3 separate regions of the Homo sapiens genome follow, and all the other regions are linked to region 2. Evidence: chromatin loops called from intact Hi-C (ENCODE). Cell type or tissue: HCT116. All regions are shown on one strand.

Region 1 (8,000 bases), 850 kb before region 2:
AAAGGTTCAGGACAAAAAGAATTGAATACAGAGAAGCCCTTAACTGGGGTCATCAGTGGAGCCAATCTACCACCATGACCACTCCAACACCAGCTCATTACTGGCATGCTTTCAGGATAGGAATACCACTTAAGCAGGGGGAGGGTGGGAGAATTAACTGATTGACGGATTCTTTGAAAACCTATGTTCTAATACATTAGATTTTTAGGATAGCTGAAAGATGGCATTGCTCATTTTCCCATATTTAACCATGCTTAAGAGAAGTGCTTTATAATTTTAAGGATGATTGCCATAGGATATGCCTACGTCGCAATGTTGGGTCTTAACAGAGATATCTTAAGAAGCCAAATGGCACCAAAATACTCCAGTTGTACGGTCAAATTAAAGGAAGAAAAAACAAAAAACAAAAGCCTGTCAGGAAACAAAAACACAATGCACTGTGCTCCCCACCTTCCTCCAGACAGCCCCCCTTGGGCATTGGATGCTTATTGTTGGCCACCTCAGTAGTCTGGACAAAAATCTTCCAGCAGGAAATCACATCAAAGCTGTCTCATTTCTTTTGTAGAAAGCTCCATGGAAACATTATTTATTAGAACCCCTTGGCTGCAAGTAACAGAAACCAACTTGAGCTAGCTAAAGTGCTTAAAGGAGGAAGAAAATAAAAACACATCACAGGGATACAGGTTGTCTCTCAGAAGCCATGGACAAAGATGCGGCTGAGCTTTAGGAAGGGGCTGGAAAGCAGCCAGGGACCAAGAGAGTACTTTCCTCCTCTCATCTCTGCCTCCTTTATTTCTCTCTCTGCAAACTGGCTTTAGCCTATGTAGTGATAACTATGTGATGGAAAATGGCTGTCTCATTGTTCCTAGGTTTTATTTTTCTCAGCTGGGATTGAGCTAAACTGTCTTAAGTCCTAACTCCATATCCCTGAGAGATCGGACTTTATTTGCCCAGCTTAGCAAATAAAGTCCACTCTGGTTCAATCATCTATAGCCAGGGTCAGAGACAACAAACAAGGTTCCCAGGACCCCTCCTTTGTGGGTGAAACAGGCACTTAAGGGGTTGTTGGGAGTCACATAAGTATACGTCAAAAGAGCTTATGATAGGAATTCTCTCCAGTTTTAGGAAGAGATTTCAATAAGAAGGAGGAAAAGAGGTCAACCCTGTGATGTCATCAAGTCATGTATTCAAACTCTCTTGATTCCGCACAGCCCTTCAATTTTGTATGTTCTCCCACTCATCAGGGGCATTTATGAGGATGATCTAACACACTGAGAAGATTACTAACAGTTTACCAGTGTCTTAGTTTGGGGGCCCTAAGCAGAAGGCTCCGAGTCAGAGATTCGAGGGCAAATTGCTTATTTGGGAGGTGAACCCAGTAAATGCCAATATGGGAAGAATAGAAGGAGCCAATGAACAGTATTAACAAGCAAATCATCCCTGTGGGCAACTGCGCTTAATCCTGCTGGGGAACTCTGAGAACAGTGTGGATTATCCACCCAAGGTCTGTCGATCATGGGTTGAGGGCTGCTGGTCACTGCCAGCCTGCTTGCCTGCATGAGGAGAGCTGGCTCCACCAGCCAGAGAAAGCTCACAGGCAGTGAGGCTCAGAACCTGGCCATGGGATGGAGGTCCAGTCGGTGTATTCTGAAACAGTTGCTGGCCATACCAGCAAGGGGAGTGGGTGTAACAAAATAGGGAAGGCGTACATAGGTACATAGGTGACAAGATCTTACCTGCTTAAAAAGGCCCACACGAGGAAGAGGCAAGTGTAGAAGCAGTGAGACCGACCAGAAAGCTCTGTCATGAGTCCAGGCGCAAGACGCCAAAGTCTTGAAAGAGCATTAGTGGGGAGAAAGGAGCGAGCTGGTGGGCAGCTGGGAAGAGTTATAAGGAAGGAAGTGTTCACAGGAATTACTAATAGATCAGAAAGTGAAAAGGATGACTCCAAGGTGGATTTGGTTTTGTTGGTTTTTATTTTGTCCTCTCTGGCCTTGAATGAGCAGAATTTTGTGAGGTAGTCCAGGCCAATTAGAAGCCAGGATGCAGGAAAGGGCCAGGCCATGCTCTAGGACTGGAGGCCTGGATCTGGGGTGAGTTGGGGTCTGATTCTGCGAGGCACATGCTGCCCTGTCTTTCAGCAATCAGTGGCCATCAGAAGCTTTTATGGGGGAAGGGTGCCATGATCAGATGTGTTTTAAAAGGTTATTTTGGCCAATCATGAAAATTGGATTGTTAGAGGAAAGTGTAGAGGCAAAGGGATCCAGGTACAAAGTTAACATAATCCCGAAAGAATGAGATGGGAGAGGAGGGTAGACTTACAGCAATGACATTGGCATTGATGCAGAGGGATGGTCAAAAGAGTAGGTGATTGATTGTATGTGAGGTAAGTGAGAAAGAAATGGGTTAAAGAAGGCTCTGAGGTTCACCACTGGGTTGATAGGGAGGATGGTAAAGCTTTTCCCTGAGCTACCGGGCACAGGCAGAGAGGCAATTCCAAGAGAAGTCATTTTCTCTTTGGGAGGGCTGCCAGATACAATGCAGGAGGCCCAGTTGCATTTGAGTTTCAGATAAACAACAAATCATTTTTTAGGGTAAGTATGCCCCCATGAAATAATTAGGATATACTTACCCTAAAAGTATTTCTCCTATTTCCATGTATTAGATCAGTGTTCCTAAACTTTGCTGCAGATTAGAATCACCTGGGGAAGATTTTAAACTTCCAGACTGCACCATGCAGTACTTGGGACATACCCTCAAAAATGATTTGTTTATCTGAAATTCAAATGTAACAGAGCCTTCTGTATTTTTAATCACTAAATCTGACAACCATACTCTTTGGATGTGCTGAGTTTAAAGTGTCTGTGGGACAGAGTAAGCAGGTGCAGATATAGGTCTTGCATTGAACGAAGAGGTCTGGGCTAGAAGTGCACACCTGAGAGTCACATATAGTAGATTATTCAGCCTCTGGTTTGCACACCTGATTGCACTTTGGAATCACCAGGAAAGATATGCGGAAAAAACAAAACTACTGATGATCAGAGATTCTCCGTTAATTAGTCTATGGTGCAGTCTGGAAGTTTGAAAGCTCCCCCATGTGATTCTAATATGCAGCAAAGTTTAGAACCACTGATCTAAGCAATGGAAATAGATGAAATCACCAAAATGGAAACGAATGCCCAAGAGGGATTCCTGGGGAGCCATCAGTGCATAAAGCGGGCAGAGGGACCAGGAGAAAACAAAGGGAGGGTACGCATCACAGGGGGAGGAAGGAAACATCAAAGCCAAGGGGAGAGAATCCAGGAGGCAGTGGTCCCCTGTGTCCAGGGCTGCAGAAAGGGAAGAGAAGAAAGGTAGCACTAGACTTGTCTATTAGGACAGGTGGCCTTGGTGGCTGAGGGCCACCAGGGGGCGATGTGGAAGCCAAATTGCAGGGGGTGAGGCGTGTATGAGCGGTGAGCGAGGCGATGCACCAGCTAACTTGGTATTCATAAGCAAACCCTTTTACTCCTCTTTTTCCGTATCTGAAAAGCAAAGAAGATGCCACCTTCCCTACTAGACTACCAAGAGGACGAAAGTCAGATGAAAAACAAGGTGCTGTGAAATTTCTTTTAGCTTGAGGTTCCGGAAAGAATACAACACCGACTTTAGAACAAGCACTCCCACCATCATCACCTCCCAGGTCAGTGACCATGGTCTTGATAGCAGTCTCTGAACCTCAGTTATCACAACTGTAAACAGGAGGTAATCGTACCTATCTTAATAGGTGTTCTGAGGAATAGATGGAGTCCCAGGACAGTGCCTGGCACATTGGAGGTGTTTTTGGCTTCAATTTTTGTTTTTTTTCAAACTGCAAAGGGCTGTGCAAATACCAGATGATGATGATAACAATGATGATGGTTATAAAGGAAGAAGGAGGCAAACTCTAGAGGAGTTAAAAGATAGAAGCCACACAGAAAATGAAGATTTCCTGGATGTAACCTGTGGTTTACTTGATAGAGTTTCAGCAGAGTCTCGTCATCACGCTTTCCTTTTCTGAAAAGGGCAGGGGCAGTAAGAAGGGAAAGAGGGGGAAGAGACAGAATGAATGAATAACTATGAGTGAGAGAATACACCATTTCTCTAATTTACCTGTTGGGGTTTCAGGGGTAACAACTTGAAGTCTTCCCTCACTACTAAGGGATATTAATTTCCCTTGGGGTGTTTTCCTCTTCATCTCACCATTAAAAGAACCTGAAAATAGCTATCACAAATGAGGTTTGCATTTTTCCACTGCTGACCATGACTGCTTATTCCAATATCCTTCCTCCCGCCGAACTGCTCAGGTATGTGAGACGGCAGGCAGGATCAAAGCCACTACTCGGGTTAAAAATTGCCTAATTTGCCGAATTATAATAGAACTCAGAGTGGACTTCCTGTCTTCAAAGCACCTTACAAAAGTTAACTAATTAATCGTCATAACACCTTGTGAGGTGTGCATTATTATTACATTCAAGGTGAAGCTTTAGTTAGTGGCTGAAATTTAAATAAGGCCACTTGATAGAAGTAACCCAACTGAAAATGTAACCAAACATAGAATGGCTTTGGATTTCACAAACTGCTCTCCAAGAATCCTGTATGTTATGACTAAGCAATTGAAGACTGCCTCAGCAGCCATTGGAAACATAGAAAAGGAAATCGTTTACTGAGATACCCGCTGTTTCAAAGAAGCATTCAAATCAGCAATTTCGGAGGGATGCAGACTTACCTAAAATTACATGTTCTGCAAAATTAAGATGTCAACGTTCTTTGAAATTATTCTCCCAATTGCAAGGCCCCAGCAAATCTTTATCATTTGGCTTAGAGCAGAGTTTCTCAACCTGGGCACTGTTGACACCTGGGGCTTCATATGGTTTGGCTCTGTGAGCCCAGGCAGATCTCACCTTGAATTGTAATAATACCCATGTGTCAAGTGTGGGACCTCGTGGAGATAACTGAATCATGGGGATGGTTTTTCCCATGCTTTTCTAGTGAGATCTGATGATTTCATAAGGGGCTTCCTCCTCTGCTCGGCTCTCATTCTTTCTCTCCTGCCACCCCGTGAGGAGGTGCCTTCCAACGTGATCATAAGTTTCCTGAGGCCTCCCCAGCCATGTGGAACTGTGAGTCAACTAAACCACTTTTCTTTATAAATTACCCAGTCTCAGGTATTTCTTCATAGCAGCATGAGAACAGACTGATACAGAGCTGGATCATTCCTCATTATGGGAGGCTTTCCTGTGCATTGTAGGGTGTTTAACAACATCCCTGGCCTCTACCTACTGTATGCCAGTAGCCCACCAACCTCTTCCCCAAGTTGTGACAATGAAAATGTCCGCAGATATTGCTAACTGTACCCTGGAGGCAAAATTGCCCCTGAGAACTACTACCTTAGACAAGAGGTCAGAGTATTTCTCTCCAGTATTGCACATATCCAGAGAGCCCCTGTAGATTTAAAAAAAAAATGTTTTTGTCTTCCCTGAGCCATTACTCTGATCCAAATGAACAAAGAATTTCAGATTTTCCCATGACATGAGGGGACGTGGGTGAGCCAGCACAGAGGGTCCTTAAAGATGCACAAAATGGTAAATGCTGAATTTTGGTAACTGGGTGCTACTCACCCAGACAACTCAGTCTGCATAGCGACTGGAAAGAGAGCTGGAGGTGTCTGCCTGGGGCCCAGAACTTTTTAAATCCTCCCAGGCTTCCCACTGGCAATGCTAATTTTCAAGGAAGGCTTGCATCCCACACAGGACATTTCTGGCCTTGCCTGCCTCCTCCAACTTTGCATCCTCAAATGCCAAATTCTCCCACTTTGTAGCTTAGCAGGCAGAGAAGCAGCTGAAAACCCTGCGGGCTATTGAGAATGAGTAATTGGATATCAGCCTTAAAAATAATCAATCCCTTCCCCCCGCATCCCTTCCCATCTCCATTTCCTCTCTTGCCTCCCCCTACCCTCAGAGGTAAAGGAAATCTTAATCACTTTTAGACCAAGGAGGCAAAATCATACTATATTAAGCTTTTTAAGAAAAAATGTAAAGGAATTTATCCCATGGCAGACAAAGTACAAAGTATTAAAGTATAGGAGATACATACATCTGCTATGTACTAAATTACCCCCAAAATTCATATGTTGCAACTCTAATCCCCAATGTGACTGTATTTGGAGATAGGGCCTTTAAAGGAGGCAGTTAAGGTTAAGTGAGGTCATACGGGTGGGGCCACAATGTGATAAGACTGGTGTCTTTATAAGAAGAGGAAGAGACCCCAGGGGTACGCACAAAGGGAAAAGGCCACCTAAGGACATAGTGAGAAGGTGCCCACCTGCAATTCAGCAAGTGGGCCCTCACCAGAAACCAACCCTGCCAACACCTTGATCTTGGACCTGCAGCCTCCAGAACTCTGAGAAAATCCATTTCTGTTGTTGAAGCCACACAGTTTGTGGTATTCTGGTATGGAAGCCCTAGCTGACTAATATGCTATAGAACACAGGTGACCCTCCATATCTGCAGATTCGACCAATCGTGGATCAAAAATATTTGAGAAAAAAAATTGTCTACTGAACATGTGCAGACCTTTTTCTTGCCATTATTCCCTAAATAATACAGTATAACTATTTACATAGCACTTATATTGTATTAGGTATTATAAGTAATTTAGAGATGATTTAAGGTATATGGGAGGATGTAGGTTATATGCAAATACTACACCATTTTGTATCAGGGACTTGAGCATCTTTAGATTTTAGTATCTGCAGAGGGTCCTGGAACCAGTCCCCCATGGAGACCAAGGGATGACTGTACAATTTAGCAGTTAAAAAAAAAAGGCATAGATTCAAAAGATGAATTAAGTGGGAGAAAATAACACCACTGAACAATAGGTACATTATTATGCACTTGTAATTTTAGAACCCCACAGACAAAAAACATACACACACACACACACACACATATGCTTTTGTGCATTAGCAGATATCCTGACATGTCTGGAAGGAGCGTTCCAATATGGCAACAGTGGTTAGCTCTGGGAAGAGACTGGAATTGAGGAAGGGAGTGGTTAAGAGTTTTTATCTTACACTATTTGGACTTTTTTAAAAAACCAAACTAACGTAGTATGCATTACTTGCATCGTAAAACAAAATATTAAGGGTTTTTCTGTTTTGGGTTTTTTTGTTTTTTTGGTCTCAACTGCTCTTCTTAGTCTTCTCAAAGCCTGAATCATGTTCTTGGTGACACCCACATCAGGCCCCTCCTGAAAGTAGCATAAAATCATAGAGAATATGGCATTCTTTCTGGTTTAAATTCTATAAATGGACCAGACCATTTCCCACTGTTTCAGTGTAACCATCAATGACATAGTGGGGGAGGGGCACGAAGAAAGAACAGTTTCCTCAAAATCCAAAATAAAGCTCATTAATAGGAACAAGGATTGAGACATTTTAATTATCCAGGCATGCGCCTGTGGAATTTCTCATCCATTTTAATGGAATCCAGGAAGGGAGAGGGAATACATTTTTAATAAAAATAAAGAGTGAAACAAAAACCAATCCAGACAAAATACACCAAAGTAACAAAAATAACCCCCATGAAATAGATTTCAAAAATAAAACTGAAATAAGTTGAGGGGAGAAAACATCATCAGCCAGACTCCTGGGGTGATTTCACAGGGCCCGTGACAGTGCACAACAATTTTGCACATCTAGCTACAGGAAATGGTTCCCGTGTTACAAGTTTCCAATAAGACCAGTTAAAAGAAAGCAACTGGAAACAAAGGTACTCCCAGCCCAAATGTGTTCTCTGGAACCCAATTGTTGGCCCTGGTAGGAAGAATAAATAAAATCTTTGCTTCTTTCTAAAAAGGAGAGGAGCACATCATTTTCCTTTCACATAGTTTGTGGTAATTCTAAGAGGTTTTAGGATGATCCACATGTTGAATGTGGGTTGTTCTCACTGCTTTTTATTTTAGCAATGGGGAGGGTCATT
Region 2 (8,000 bases):
CAAGGATTGCAGAGAGATACAGGTATGTATATATAGGATTTTCTGTTTGTATATTTTTAAAAGTTGTGTAGTTCACTCATATAATAAATTTAATATAATACATACTGCTTTATTTAGTATACTGACAATTATGCTTTAAAGCTATAGTTTAAAACTTTAAATTATTACCTATTTATATTTGTATGTCTTGATGCATACAAAAAGGGAATATATCCTTTACTACAATTTGTTATATAAATAATATACCAAAAGAATAAAATTAGAATTTAGGTCTTTTGCATGAGGTGACTTATTTTATGCCCAGGTCAACAGAGGTTCCTTTTTTTGTCAACAAATTGTTCTACTGCTTTTGTATTCTCTACAACTATCATCAGAGATTCCCTTGGATAACCTTGACCTAATTTTATTTGATCAAAGTTAAAATGCTATCATGGAGTGAAATTCACCCTTAAAACATAGACAACTTCCAGAAATTAAATCAGTTCAGATAACTAACATCATTGTCCTTATCTGGGCTTGGCAGCTCACAAATAAATAAATAAGCAATTATTTATGCTGATAGTAAATGTGTTTTGGGGGTAGTCCACAAATTCAGAATTGTTTAGAAACAGAGATGTTTCTAACCTTGAAAAAAAAAACTTACACCAATTAAATGACAAATTAAAGAACTTTTAGATGCTTTGCTATTACCTAAGAAAACAGCTATCATAAAAACACAGTCATTGAAAAGACAAGACCTAGAAACTCATGGTAATGCTTTGGCTGGCCCCTATGCTAAACAAACAATATTAACCTAGATAAACAGTCCTATCATCACACGGACAAGAAAAGTCTTGGAGAAATTCAGAGAGGCTGTTCCTAACTGTCAGAAACAAGTCTCTAATTCAATTTAGGATGATCATTAGATGATCACCAGGATGGTCAACTGAGCGTGCCTCAACACTTGAAAATGGAGCTTAACGAAAATTCTTCATGATGTAACCATAAAGGAACGATAAGTTGACAACAATATTAGACCAACACTGGTGGCTTAATTTTAGATGTAGCTGCCAAGGATGTGTTTGAAAATGTGTCTTATCTGCCAGTGACACATCCTGATAAACTGCCAAGGTGGGCTCATGGACAGGAATCAAAGCCTCTATGCCCCTTTAAATACCTCCAAATGGACTTCATACAAATACCTTTTACAATGAATTATAAATATGTTTTGCTCATTGTGTATTTATTCTCAGGGTGGACTGAAGTTTTTCCTTGCTGGAAAGCTATTCCATGCTGGGTTGGGGGTTGAAAGGGTTCAGGGGATGGCTTGGTTTTGTTTTCCCACCTGGGGAATTCCCATTTATCTCTCCAATGACAGAGGTGCTCATTTTACTAGAACTGCACTGAAGTACTTTTACACAGAAACTTCACTGTCCTTATCATCTGTAGTCCTCAAGATGAACAGAGAGAACGAATGGAATTTTATAACTAAAATTAGCAAAGCTCTCAAAACCTCTTAAACTCCCATGGCAGAAAGCATTACTATTAGCTTTCATATCTAAAATCAACCCTCTCTAGGGTCCTTATTCTGCAAGGATGAAAACTCTTTTTTTGAGACGGAGTTACGCTCTTGTCGCCCAGGCTGGAGTGCAATGGCACGATCTCGGCTCATCGCAACCTCCGCGCCCGTTCAAGTGATTCTCCTGAGTCAGCCTCCCGCATAGCTGGGATTACAGGCATGCGCCACCACGCCCAGCTAATTTTGTATTTTTAGTAGAGACGGGGTTTCTTCGTGTTGGCCAGGCTGGTCTCGGACTCCCGACCCCAGGTGATCCGCCCTCCTCGGCCTCCCAAAGTGCTGGGATTACAGGCGTGAGACACCGCGCCGGGCCCAAAACTTGCTTAAAGGAACGGGTGGTTGGACCCTGTGGTCTACCTGGGGTCCCCACCCAGCCACTCACCCACTCCTCCCCTTGGTGGGGAAGGGAGGGAGGTGAAACAGAGCTGTCTGCCCACCCCAATCCCACCTCCTTTACCAGTGACCCAGTCACGGATTTCAAGTTTAATGCACCCGGAATCCTGCAATTTAGTTCTTTTGGCATAAGTCACCTTCCCACTGCTCCCCAACGCATGCTCGCAATTATGCTGTACTGCCACTCTTGGCAAAGTTTTCAGAGAGTAGCCTCCGCCCCATACCCCCTACCCAGAATCTGCAGTGGGCAGGACTCACCGTTGCTAGGAAACACCCGCTGTAATCCCTTTGACCCTGTCCTGTGCTGATCTTTGGGGGAAAAGCCCCCTGCCCAACTATTGAGCATGCACAGACTATTCCAGGTGCAGCTGCTGCCAAATTGCTGTTCTCCAGGAACCCGCGGTAGGGAGCCATCCGCAGCCCCGGGAGTGCCTGCTGCAACGGCCTGACAAGGATTAGGGATTAACGGGGAGATCTGCTGCATCCTCTTCTTTCCTCAGTAGGAAGAACGACACAGGAGGCAGGGTTGGAGGCTCAGCTAAAAACCAGATTCCCACCACCTGTTCCTTCAAGCAAGTGCGCTTGCGCCGGGCAGGCCCTCGGGCTAGCGTCTGGCTGATGGGTGGTGCTGCCGAGCGAGGAGCGCACGCGCTCGGCGTCTCCATCTTCTGGTTGTGTGGTCCGTATTTTAGGGGTGTATTACAGTAGGTGCCGGCATTTTAAAATATGAACAAATAAAATTAGGTCAACACTATCCAAAGGAGTCTCAAAAGAATGGTTGAAGAATATGCAAAAAGCATTGAGAATTAACAGAATAATTTGGTGACAAAAGAAACCTCTATTGATCTGGGGATAAAAATATTTGGTAAATTTACATGGAAGACCTAAATTCTAATTATTCACTTGGCAAATTATTTATGTAACAAATTGTAGTAAAGGAACTATTGATATTGCTTGTCCGCCTTTTGGCTAAGATCAAGCGTAGGAGCTATTGATATACATTTATTTGTATGAATTTAGGCAGACACACGTGTACAAACATAAAAATAGGTTTCTGACTATTGAAAATACATTTATCCTCTGCATAGACTTTTATCTCTGCAATCTTTATACTCAGTTTAATCAATATCTACATTAATTACTATCTTTAAGTAAGTAATCAGTCTGTTTTTTTTCTCTAGACATAAGGAAAACCCAGGGGACAGAAAGTTTAAAACCATCCAACTTATTTGTTCATAAGAATTTATCTTCCAGTATTTTAAAATTTTGAAAAGGCAAAAACAAGGGATCCAGCCCTGGTCATGCTGACTTCGCAGCTTCTGTGCGTATCTATGCACTCAACTTGTCAGTGTCCTTGTGTCAAAGACCCCCTAGGCACATACCTGAGATGAATAAATTGGGCTTATTATGGCTTGCATTGGGGGAGAATGCACACCACTGGGAACTACAGGGTGTCTCAGTAAAAAGGCGTCAGAAAGTACCTGTTATAGAATGTAATCTTTTGTTGGGTGACTTGGGGAAGGGTCTAAGGAAGTGAGGGTTTTGCTCTAGATTTGGTATTGTTAGAAAGTGGAGCTAATTCTAGATTAGCTATTTTGTGGATATACAACACATTATTAAATAATAAAGTGTTTAACTATAGCCTTAAAATAGAATTTATCAGTATATTAAATAAAACAATCTATATCAAATTAAATTATTATGTGAATTAACTGCAATAACTTTAAAAAAACTAATAAGAAATCAATTAGAAACTCTTTCTGTAATTCTTATACCCTATATAATCAACCATCTACATTAATTATTATCTTGAATTAATCAGCCTTTTCTTTCTTTTTCTGTAGACATAAGAGACACCTAGAGGACAGAAAGTTAAAAACCATCTGGGTCATTTTTTAATAAGCATTATCTTATATTAATTAAAAGTTTTGAGAAGGCAAATACAAGCATATATGTATTATCATCCAAGGCATATTTTGTTAATTCACTGATAATTTAATAAATAAGGGTCAGTTAAAATATGGCTTATATGTGGTCTTTTGTATATTTTTTTATTTTAGTAAGAATGCGCCTTTGAAAGTAGTATGTTTTGCTGTCCTTATGTTTATGTCAGTTTACTCTAAAAAGCAATAAGAAGTTTCATTTGAGAGTAATGTGTAAGAAGGCTGAGCTGGTTTGCCCCAATATGAATTTTTTTCAATATTACTTCTGTTTGCCAACCTAAACTCAGATATATATATATACATTGTGTACCTGACCTTACACAATGAGTATCGGTCAGATTCAGGGTGAAGGTCAGTGTCAGAGTCTGTATGAGGATAGGCATCAGGGACATAGTGACGGATAAGTTCAGGGTAAGGGTGAGTGTCAAGGTTGGGTCATGGTGAAATTCAGAGTAAGTTTCAATATAAGGATCAGCATCAAGTGGAGTGTTACAATGAAAGGATCAGGATAAGTCTCAGGCTCAGCTTCAAGGTCAGATCAACATCAGGTGAGGGTCAGTATCAACATTAGAAAAGATCAGGGATGGGGTCAGGGTCAGGGTTAGGTTAAGGATAAGGATGAGGATTGAAATAATTGTCAGGCTAAGTAAGCAAGGGTCAAGGTCAATGTGAGAATAGGATGAGTGGTAATGTCAAATGCAGGGTGAACTTGAGTGTCTGGTTTAGAGAAAGAGTAGGAATTAGGGGTCAGAGGTGGGTGAGTTTGCGTGTCAGGTTCATGGTCAGAAGTAAAGTCAGTGTGAGGCTGAAGGTCAAGGTCAGAGTCAGGTGCAAGACAGGGTTATTGTGAGATGAGAGGGAGATTCTGAGTCAGTATATGTGTAAGGGTAAGGCTCACAGTTATAAAAATGGTGAATCTGACAATAAAATTCAGGGAGAAAATCAGGGTTAGATTCAGGGTAAAGTCAGCTCAGAGTCAGCATGAGGATCAGAGGAAGGGCCAAGGACAAGTGATGGTCATAGACAGGATCAGGGTCAGAGAGCATCAGGATAAGCATAAGGATAAGGTTAAGGGTGAGTGTATATGTCAGAGAAAGTGTCAGCTTGATAGTCAGGGTCAGCGTCAGGCTGACGGTCAAGGTCAGCCAGCATCATGGTGAAGGTCAGAGTGAAGGTTAGGGTCAGGAAAAGTCCAGAGTCAAGTGCAGGATTAGGGTCAGTGTAAGAGTATTATCTGGGTCAGAGTCAGCTTCAGGATCACTGTCTAGGTCAGGGTGTTTTCAGAACAGGATGATAATTGAGGTTCTGGGCACAGTCAGGGTCAAGTTGACCCCTCAAACTTAACCTGACACTCAGCCTGACACTGAGCCTGAAACTCATGTCTGTTAACATGACTCTTGCCCTAATGGTAGCTCTCATCCTCACCAAGACACTGCAGTTCATGAACGGAGTGAATGTCAGGGACATAGTGGTCATATGTCCATTTACTCTTGACCCTCATGTGCGTCTGACCTTCATAGTGACCCTCACTAGGACCTTGCCTTGACCTAGAATTTTGCCCTCATGCTGTCCATCCTGACCCTGCACCTGACCCTGATGCTCACCCACACCAAGACTCTATTCCCCACCATGACCCTGAGGCTGATCCCACCCACACCCTCTACATTACTCTCACCCAGACACTCACCCTCACCATGTCCCTGACACCTCACTTGACCTCAACCCACATCCTAACTCCGGCACTCACTGTGACACTCACCCTGACACTGAATCCGACCCGCATCTTCACCTTAACCTTAACCTGTCCTTTACCCTCATCTTTACCATCAGCCTAACCCTGATCCTCATCCTCACACTAACTCTTACCCTCACGTTCCCAGTGGCACACTTTGACCCTGACCCTTACCTTGACTCTCTTCTCACTCTGACCTTCACACGCGTTTTGACCCTGACCCATTCCCTGACTGATCTTGACCTTGATCTGTATCTTGACCCTCACCCTGACCCTGATCTTGACCTTGACCTGACTTGGCACTGACCCTCCATGTGACCCCAACCCTAACCATGGCCGTGACTCTGACCTTTGTTCTGAGATCTTGAGCCTGACCCTTACTCTGATCTTGATACTCATCCTCCCCCTTCTCATGATCCTTACCCTCAAATCTGACTCAAACCTGATGTCACCCTGACACTGTCTCTCATCCCCCAACCCTTGTACCTTACTTGACCCTGCCCTACCTCTGACCATCACCCTGACTTTGATCCTGATGCTGACTCTGACCCTGACACTACCCCTACCCTGAACCTGACTCTCACCCTACCTTTACCCTGACCATGACCTTGACTGTGATCTAAATCACACATGGACTCTTACCTCATGTTGACACTGAAACTGACTCTGACCCTCATCCTGACTTGGACTCTCACCCCTACCCTTCCCTGAACAATGACTCTTATCCTAAACCTCACTGTCACTCTCATGTTGACTATGATCCTAACCCTTATCCTGGCCCTGACACTGACTTTCAGCCTCCTTTGAACGTTGACTCTTACTTGTCCCCATTGACCATGACCCTGACAGTGACCTCAATCCTCAACCTGACCCTGTCCCTGGCACTGACAACTATACTAAAACTGACCCTGAAATGTACACTGGCCTTCATCTTGACTCTGACCTTAACCCTCTGATACTGATCCTGAATCTGTACCTGACCCTTCTTTACCTTCATTGTGACACTAAACCCTTCACTGGCCTCAACTTCATCCTGACCCTCATCATGAAATTGAAGCTTACTCTCACCATGATATTGATCCTGACCCCCAGCTGCACCCTGTCATGACCCTTTCCCTGACCCTCATCATGACCCTGAGTTGAATCTTACTTTTACCCTACACCTGACACCTGATCCTTATGCAGAGTTGATCCTAACCCTGACCAGAGCTGCATTGACTCTGATTGTGACCTTCAACTACACCCTAACCATGACATGCACCCTCATCACTAAGCTGAGTATGACCATGATCTATGCACACACATTCTAGTTTCATCTAGATCTTTTGTAACTTGCAATATGAAAATAATTTTCAGAATTATGGACATTTACCAACTTGCCTAAACTTTTGCTGCTTATTTTCAAATATACTGCTTTGATTCATGTTAATATGATCTATTACAATGAGGTAAAAAATATAAACAAATATATAGTGGCTATTACTACTCTTTTTTGTTACTTTGGCAAATTATCCCTATGGCAGTCGATGAATTAGAGGGCTAAAAATGTAAACTTTCCCAGGATTCCAAACTGATTCTAGCACCCTAAAAGGGCCTCCTGGCTGGCCAAGGAGACTGCTGTTGTGCTTGGCTGCACCTACTGCCTCTCGTCTTTACTACCTTTTCCCTGGCAGGTGCCGGGTGGGGTAAGCCAGCTGGCTGCACAATCCAGGCAGTGAAGAATGGTGGGTGGCACAGCATACAGACCACAAGGATGTGGTCACAGTTCTTGGCTCATGGCTCACAGCTATGGATCCAAGTGTCATGGCCATCACAATGGATCCTTTTAGCATCATTTTCTTAAATAAAAGGTATTACAAAGACTATACACTGGTTACTGCTTATTGTGGTTGCTCTGCCAATGGATCTCCATAGAGAATGACCATACACATATTAGCCATACCTTATAAGAGCAAAAGAGATAAATGATCAGGGTACTTTCATGGTCTCCCACAGAAGAAAGCTAGCAAGCAAACCTGTACTTATGTTTTCAGTAGCTATTTTCATAAAAGCTATTTTTAGCAATTGGAAAATTGGTTTTATAGGCCACAGAGTTATGTATCTTATAAAATAGAAATCAAAATCAGAAATTACTTACAGAGGTGGTATAAACCTTTGAGAGTTCATGTTGGATAAGGTTTTCATTGGTAACTGCTTCCCGAGAAAATGCCACTGAACTAAACAAGCAACTGACTAAGTGGGGGAAATATCCCTAAGATTACAGAGTACTCCCTATGTGCCAGACACAGCCCCAGGGTGCTGTGGCACAAAGGAGTTAGTCTAGTACCGTATAATCACTATGAGAAAAAGACTGATATTTCTGCATGCAGCAATT
Region 3 (8,000 bases), 1.7 Mb before region 2:
CCAGTGTAGTGATCATTCTTTCCATAAGGTGGCGCTCCTGGCTTTAATTATTTTTAGTTTCTGGCTGAAACGGTAGTAACTATCTAACGAATAAAATTATAATTTAGGTTACAGTTTATCTACATGGGTTTCCTACAATCACATTTTTATTTATTTATTTACTTATTTTTTTAACAGAGCCTCACTCTATCACCCAGGCTGCAGTGCAGTGGCACTAGACAGGCAAATTTTTTGGTTCTGGGTCACTGAAACATACAGTGTATTTCAAAACATCATGTTGTACACGATAAAAATATACGATTTTTATTTGTCAAGAGAAAAGAAACATAATGTATAGATTTTGGAGGGAAGGAATGGGGAAAGAACATTATAATTTCGGGGCACATTCTAAAGCTCATGCACTCTCTCTCAGCTATCTTTATTCCTTTCAGTGCAAGGAAAAATATTTAATGACTAATTTACAAGTAATCAATATGACTATTTAGTTAATCGGATTTGAGGACATTGATTGGCTGAGATGGAGAAGAGAGAGAGTGAGATAGCTTTTTTTCACAGACACAAACTTAATCATGGCAGCTAGAAAAAGAGATCAGGAAACAGATTTTCCTGGAATGTCCCAATTGGACGTTTCTCCTCTTTCTCAGGTGAGGGAGGCAGGTTGAGCTGCTTTTTTATAGTCTTATTTTGATTAGGTAGAAGTATTTGCAATAGGGTTTTCAGATTTAGAAAATAAAAATACAGGATGCTTGGTTAAGTATGAATTTCAGATAAACAACATATACATGTTTAGTATAACTATGTCCCATGTAGTGATAACAGTACACTTATTGTAAACAGTGTTCATTGTGTACTTAAAAAAAAAAAAAAAGAGATGGTGTCTCACTTTGCAGCCCAGCCTGGAGTGCAGTCGCGCAATCATGGCTCACTGCCCTCTTGACATCCTGGGCTCAAGGGATCCTCCCACCTCAACCTCCAAGTAGCTGGGACTACAGGCATGCACCACCATGCCCAGCTAATTTTTAAAGTTTTTGCAAAACCAGGGTCTCACCACCTTGCCCAGGCTGGTCTCGAACTCTTAGGATCAGGCGATCCTCACTGTGTATTTGAAATTCTAATTTAACTGGGTGTCCTGTATTTTATCTGGCCGTTCTGCCTTGTAATAAAACCCTACTTTCCCAGCTCTCTTCTTTGTCTTCCCCTATTTCTGAGGCAACCCCAGGCAGGGCTCCTGGCTGAGATGGGACGGGAGAAATGGGCCATGCCTGGGTAAACTTAGACATTTTTCCACGAGCCGGGTTTCTGCCCCACGTTCTCAGGACTTCAGAGGGAAGGCTGTAAGTGGCAGCGGTTTCTGACCTGGCTGTACATTTGAATCATTTGGGGAGCTTTAAATTCTACTCCTGCCAGGTCCCCCCACCCTTAGAGATTCCGATTCAGCTCATCTGTGTGGGAAGGACCTGGGCAGGTGCATTTAAAAATTCCTCAGGTGATTCTACTATACACCCACGGTGAGAAACAGTACACAGTCGACACGCTCCTCAGTTTACAATGGGGTTATGTCTCAATAAACACATCGCAAGTTGGAAATATCATTAAGTCAAGAATGCATTTAATATATCTAACTTTCTGAACATCACAGCCTAGGCTAGCCTACCTTAAATGTATTCAGAACACTTGCATTAGCCTATAGCAGGGCAAAATCATCTAACACAAAGCCTATTTTATAATAAAGTGTTGAATATTTTGTGTAATTGATTGAATACTGTACTTAGTGAAAAACAGAACGGCTGTATCGGTACCTGAAGTAGGGTTTCTACCGAGCGTGTTCTGCTTTTGAACCATGGTGAAGTTGAAAAATCAAGTGGAACCGTCGTAAGTCAGGGACCATCTGCACAGCACAGTGTTTCTCAAGCTGTACTGTGCCCATCACCACCTGAGACACTGTTCAGCTGTAGACTCTGACTCACTAGGGTCTGGGACCCAGAACCTGCATTTCCAACGGGCCCCCAGGTGACACTGATGCACTGCGTAGACCACACCTTAACCACCCAGATTTTAGAGGGTGAAAAACTTATTATTGTAGACCCTGTGTATCTCTAATTCTCCAGATATATCGCTTAATAAGTTATCTGTCTTCTAGCTCCATCTGTATTTCAATTTTTCTAAATAAAAAGAAGAGGTCATTTCCCCTCGGTTCATAGAACGAACCGCAAGCTGGCTAACTGAAAGATATCTGAGCCACACTCTCGACAGAGGCTTCTTCCTGCTTTTACCTCCCTGGTTAGGTGGTTTTTCTAATTACTTGGATGGTTCATATGTTCACCTCTCGAGGAAGAATTCACCAGAAGTGAACAAGGCTCTCACACTTTAATCACGTGTAAACACTGCACCCTAGGTTTATTTCCTAAATGGTCTTCCTGACACTACAAAATGGCTTAAGTGGGAAAGCACATTCGTTTGCTCCTTCAGCACCACTACCACAGTAATAAAGACAAGAACGAAAGAAAGAAATAAAAATTCATCTCCCAACCCATCTGTAGAACCTTACCGGCGACTTCTTGATGTCAGAGACAGCATAATTCCCTTGTGATATCCATCTGGCAGATTCAGTTAAAGACAAGCCGGTTCCATAAAGGTTGATGCTAAAACGACCCTGGAAAACACGACCAACAAAAGAGATTTTCAGTCCATGTGATGTCCTCAAAAAAGCAAAGGCAAAGGTGATACAATAAAAGGTACTTTGGAAAAGAGAAGGATGTTGATTAATTGTGATAGCTACTAATTATTGATAGTATTTAGTTTTGTTTGTTCAGGGCCAGCCATTCTTCATGCATCATGTTAGTCATCCTCGAAAGAGCTCTACGAAGGAGGTTTTCTTTACAGATAGGGAAACTGAGGCTTAGCGGAAGTGATTAACTTCTCCAGGATACGGTAGGAGTCCAACTCACATCCTCCTGACTTCAAAGTCCTTGCTCCATTCGGCCTCCCTAACACAGCAGTCCTGATGTTGCTCACAATTATCAGATTCCTTCAGGAACAAAATGTCACAGTGTAATTTTTCTAACAAGATCTTGGTGCCAAGCTTCCTGGGCTTCCAGCTCCCTGGGGCGATTAGCACACCGCGTACTAAGCACAGCAGGGCGGGACTTCAAAGAAGAGGCGCTTTCCCCAGGACGGTCAGCAGAGGGCAGGGTTGGCCTGCTCAAGACCACCTGGGCCTGGAGGATGCGGCTTTCAGGCTCCGGTAAGGGAGATCTCCCAAACCCCTCCCCTCCGAGGGTGCCTTTCAGAACATGGCCTCTGGTGCCTCAATATTGATTTCTAAAGAGACGGTGCAGCAGAAAGACCCTCTCGCTGCTTTCTCCAATTGTCTCTCTCACTCTCTCTTTCAAAAATGACTCGCAAAGGCATCTGAAATACTTTCTTCTTGAGGCTTCCTACTCCACAATGAGCAGTTTCAGAGCTAAAAATATTCCACATGAACACTCCTGATTGCTTTCTCTCTGAAACTGACAAACCAGCACTTTGTCAAAACAGTCTTTTATAAACAAGAAGAGAGGCAAGGAGGAGCTCACAGCTGATCAGACCCGCGTGTAAGAAAAATTCTTTCACCTGTGATTGGATCCTGGCCAGATCTTTTCTCACCTCTTGGAACCTCAGTTTATTCATCTGTAAAATGGAAAGCACTAAAACTCTCTTCCCTCTGAGCACCGTACAGAGGACTAAAAGAAATCAGCTATGGCTGGCGCTTAGTAGATATGCAAAAAGATGGTATCTGTCTTACATTTTCTAATTGTTTTGTAAGTGTTCGTGTGATCTCTTCAATGTAACAGTAAGCTTATTGAGAGCAGGGCCTTACTATTGCTTTGTTTATTGAATCAGCTATGGTTTGTAACATACGACTAGCCACTTAAATATTATATCCCAGCTCCTCAATTAAGATTTCCAGGACTAAGTGTAGCTTAGAGGTCTCTCAATGCCAGTTCCATAAATATTGACTAACAAAAGTTTATAAACACTTCTGGAGTGCTAGATTCCACAAGATAGAGGTGACCAGAGGACTTAGTTTGGACTAAATCAGTGGTTCTCAACAGGGCACGATTTTGACCCCAGGGGAAATCTGGCAATGTCTGGAAACATTTTTGTTTGTCACAACTGTGGGGGGGCAGGGAATGGTGCTGCTGTTGGCATCTGGCGGGTAGAGACCAAGGATGCTGCTGCGATGCACAGGACAGCCCACAATAGAGAATTCTCCAGCCCGAAAAGTGCTGAGGCTGATTGAAAACCTGGTACAAAGGGTAGATTTACCCTAGAATCTTGCTCCCTTCTTTACTTTCAGCATGACCTCAGGCAAGGAGATCATCTGTAAAATGGATTAGTAAGACTTAACCTGTGAATAGGAGGTGATTAGACAGAAGGCACAATGCACGTCACGCATTACCTGGCAGACAGTAGGTAATATTTAAAAAATATTTTTGGGCTGAGTGTGGTGGCTCACACCTGTAATCCTAGTACTTTGGGAGGCTGAGGCAGGTGGATCACCTGAGGCTGAGAGTTCAAGACCAGCCTGGCCCAACGTGGTGAAACCCCATCTCTTCTAAGAATACAAAAATTAGCTGGGCATGGTGGTGTGTGCCTGTAATCCCAGATGCTCGGGAGACTGAGGCAGGAGAATAGCTTGAAGGCAGGAAGTGTAGGTTGCAGTGAGCCCAGATTGTGCCACTGCACTCCAGCCTGGGCAACAGAGTGAGATTCCATCTCACATATATATACATATGACATTTTTATGACAATATGCTACAGAGGTTCATGGTTCTTATGTGGCATGGCTGCCATGCTCAGGTGTTTTTGATTGTAGCTGCACTGAAGCCCCCTCAGACACCGGATTCTGTATGTTGCATTATTCCATTGGCCATTTTCTTTTCTTTTCTTTTCTTTTTTTTTTTTTTTTTTTGAGACAAGGTCTCACTCTGTCACCTAGGCTGGAGTGCAGTCGCATAATTTTGGCTCACTGCAACCTCTGCCTCCCGGGTTCAAATGATTCTCCTACCTCAGCCTTCTGAGTAGCTGGGACTACAGGTGTGCACCACCACGCCCAGCTAATTTTTATTTTGGTAGAGATGGAGTTTCACCATGTTGGCCAGGCTGGTCTTGACCTCAAGTGATCCACCTCCCTCAGCCTCCCAAAGTGCTGGGATTACAGGCATGACCCACCGCACCTGCCACCCCCTCCCCCCAAAATTTTCTTATCTTACTATCATTCCTGCCCCCAGGAGTGGGTCCACATAACTCAAAGTGCCCAGGCCATCCTAGTGCCAAGAATGTCCCTCTTTTCTCCCTCCATTCTGCTTTCCACTCAGACTGCCTGTCCCACCTGCACTGCAAGAGAAAGGAGACTTGATCTGCTTTGGCACTGAAGTTTTCCGGAGGTCCAGGCGGCTGACCCAGCTTCTTTCTGGACAATGCCCCCAGCCGACCTGGGCGTCCAGTGTCTGAACATGCTCAATATATACGTCTACTAAGTCTGCCTTCCCAGAGGGGTTGATGAACCCAGATGCAACAGGAGATCATCCTCCTCATTCTCCTTCTGCCCTTTCCAGTTTAGGGATCTGCATTTCAGCAAATGTCCTAGCTGATTGTTAGCACTCTGAAAGTTGAGTTCCACCAGAGAAGTAAAGACCTAATGTTCTTTCTGGCTCTGCTCTGGGACATCTTTGCCCTTAAAGGCCTTATCTTCAAGGTCTAAAGGGCACATGAGTTGTAAATACCACCTTCTGTTGCCTATTCTAAAGAAGAGTGATTGAGAGTTATACGTTTACTAGTTGGTCCGTAAAGGTTTGCAAAAGATGTGCTTAGACCAAAGGATAATCCTGTTTTCTGTTGTACAGGAGCAAATGTTGCAGAAATCTTGCCTGAAAACAGAATCAAAAAGACATGTCTACTATCATGGATATGAATTCAGACACACTTAGGTTCAAATCCAGACTCTACTGAGCGGCAGCTGTGTAGGTTTGGGCAAATCCTCCCAATTTCTACTCCTTACCCTCCTCCTCTTTAAAAAGGAGGCATTTTCATAGAATACTGTGGTGATTTAAATGCTACATTGAGTAGACAATACTGAGTACAGTGACTAAAGCAAAGACGCATAATAAATGCTAGCTATTAATACCATCAATAATAATAGTGTCACATCTACTGTCATCAGGATAAAAAATATTCTGGTTATGTTTCAAGATGAGGGCTGTCGGGGAATCCACTCTTATTAATAAATACATCCACAAAGCAATAGTGGTCAATGAGGTAAAAGAAAGAAATTCTCAAACACAACATCATTCTGCTTTGATTTCTGTGCAATCACTAGGTCAAAGGCTGAACCACCTACTCCGAAGCAGTCTCCACAATCACGCTTTCTACAAACCTTTTCCTGGAAAACTGATTTGAAAAACTCACATCTTGCATCAGTGTAGCTGGTGCTCAATATGTGTCTAAGGAATTGAATTCTTAAAGTACCCAATATGGTTTGAAGAATGAGCTGGGAAAAAATACAAATTAGCCTCTCTCAAGCTTTGGGTTTTCTCATTTAGGAATTGCTTCATTGTCAGGATTTAGCAAATCAATCAGTTCATTTGTCTCTGAATTATTAAAATAAATGAATGCAAGTTACTTTTCATTTACTTAAGCTTCCCAAAGGATGTGCATATAGAAACAAGAAAATCCTGAGACATTTGAAAAAGGCAGGACAGGGCCAATCTGTTAGCCACTAAAATGCAACAGATACCAATGGGGTTTTTGAAGCCATCAATTGCCCTAAAAAAAACTGTACTTCAAAAGTTTTTGATTCCTGGGTAATGGAAGAAAGGCTCTTTTTACCATTATGTCCTTTGTTTATTTTCCTTCTCTCCTGAGAGCTTCCTCTCCACTTCTCTAAAACGTTTAGCAATGCTCTTCTAAAGCTTGAGGCCGAAAAAACGCCTCGTTAAAACAACGTTCAGATGTGTTTGTCTTCGGACGTTCTCTGTAGTTGGGGGTAAATCCATCCTATGGAGACAGGGCTTGGGATTCTGAACGCGTCACAGAATCCCAGTCTTCAGACTTTTGAAGGTTCACAGGCAAAGTAAGAAACTCTTGACAGAGTTTAACAACAGCTTTGTGAAGACCTCCTTTAAACCTAAGAGAAAACTGGCCAAGTTCTCCTGCCCAGAATCACTGAGTTCATTATGTTTGTCCTGCCTTCCAAGGGCAGAAGCTTCTTGTAAAGACTAACGTCTGCTTTGCAAAATTAGCCCGAGCTGATTATGACAAAATGTTTCAAAAGACAAGCTAAAACTTGCCACGCCTCTCTCAGGCAAGAAAGTGTAGAACCACAGAATGGGCAGAAAGATTGCTGCTGAGTGGCTCCGCTGAAAAGCCATCCAACAGAAGATGATGAATTTGCACTTCTGGTCCGAACACTGCAGACGTTGTAGAACTGAAGTAGGGGTAACAGGTTGAGTCAATGACATCCACAGAGCCGCAAGCCTTGGTCCCGGAGGACTTCTAGAATATATTATTATCTCATGGATATTCGTTAACCTGTCATCCTCTCTAATAGGCTACAGATTTCTCAAGGGATGAATGTTTGTGAGTCTCCAGTAAAAAGGATGGTGCCTGGCACAAAGTGAGCACTTGAGAAAGGTCAGCTGTTTTGTTGCTAAGACTATTCTAGAGCCATTTCTGACTACCATTCAGGAACCAAAGGAAACCCAGATAAGTCTTGAAAATTTTGAGATCTCCCCGTCCAACTTTTATTTATTTTTTTAAAAATTGGTTTCATGCTTACTCTGAAAAATTTAGGAAACCCGGCAAAGTTAAACATTAAATTAAAAAAAAAAAAACCTTACCAATGCACCCAACTAATATTTTGAAAAAGTCCTTCCAGACTTTTTCTGTTTATACATTAAAAGAAAATACAGATGGGATCATACTGCATGTAGTGTTTTGCATCTTGTTTTTTCTGTCTA

Evidence for each region. Peaks named below come from ENCODE experiments on the same cell type or tissue, not always from the same donor. Only the 100,000 strongest peaks of a DNase experiment are listed, where the experiment ranks them.
Region 1: a loop joins it to region 2, with 9 times the contacts of the local background. A loop is called at or near these places in 6 of 110 quality-filtered maps.
Region 3: it touches region 2 in a loop (10-fold over the local background); 7 of 110 quality-filtered maps call a loop at or near these places.

Annotation. Positions count from the first base shown.
Region 1 is chr3:65,338,874-65,346,873 of GRCh38, forward strand. No RefSeq gene overlaps it. Among named protein-coding and RNA genes, the nearest start is that of LINC02040, 170 kb to the left of the region's middle. In HCT116, CTCF peaks have their summits at 3,399 (motif pointing right) and 3,617; DNase peaks (open chromatin) are centred at 3,408 and 3,689; H3K27me3 peaks cover 624 bases.
Region 2 is chr3:66,193,030-66,201,029 of GRCh38, forward strand. It overlaps LOC107986095 (a long non-coding RNA gene), which reads right to left and starts at 2,466. Exons shown (of 3, transcript XR_007095953.1): 1 at 2,210-2,466. It also overlaps a transcript of SLC25A26 not described here. In HCT116, CTCF peaks have their summits at 2,612 (motif pointing left), 3,818 and 4,026; a DNase peak (open chromatin) is centred at 2,542; H3K4me3 peaks cover 737 bases.
Region 3 is chr3:64,530,618-64,538,617 of GRCh38, forward strand. It overlaps ADAMTS9 (ADAM metallopeptidase with thrombospondin type 1 motif 9), which reads right to left. Exons shown (of 40, transcript NM_182920.2): 38 at 2,549-2,653. Among named protein-coding and RNA genes, the nearest start is that of ADAMTS9-AS1, 27 kb to the right of the region's middle. In HCT116, CTCF peaks have their summits at 19 (motif pointing right) and 3,189 (motif pointing right); DNase peaks (open chromatin) are centred at 54 and 3,204; H3K27me3 peaks cover 3,527 bases.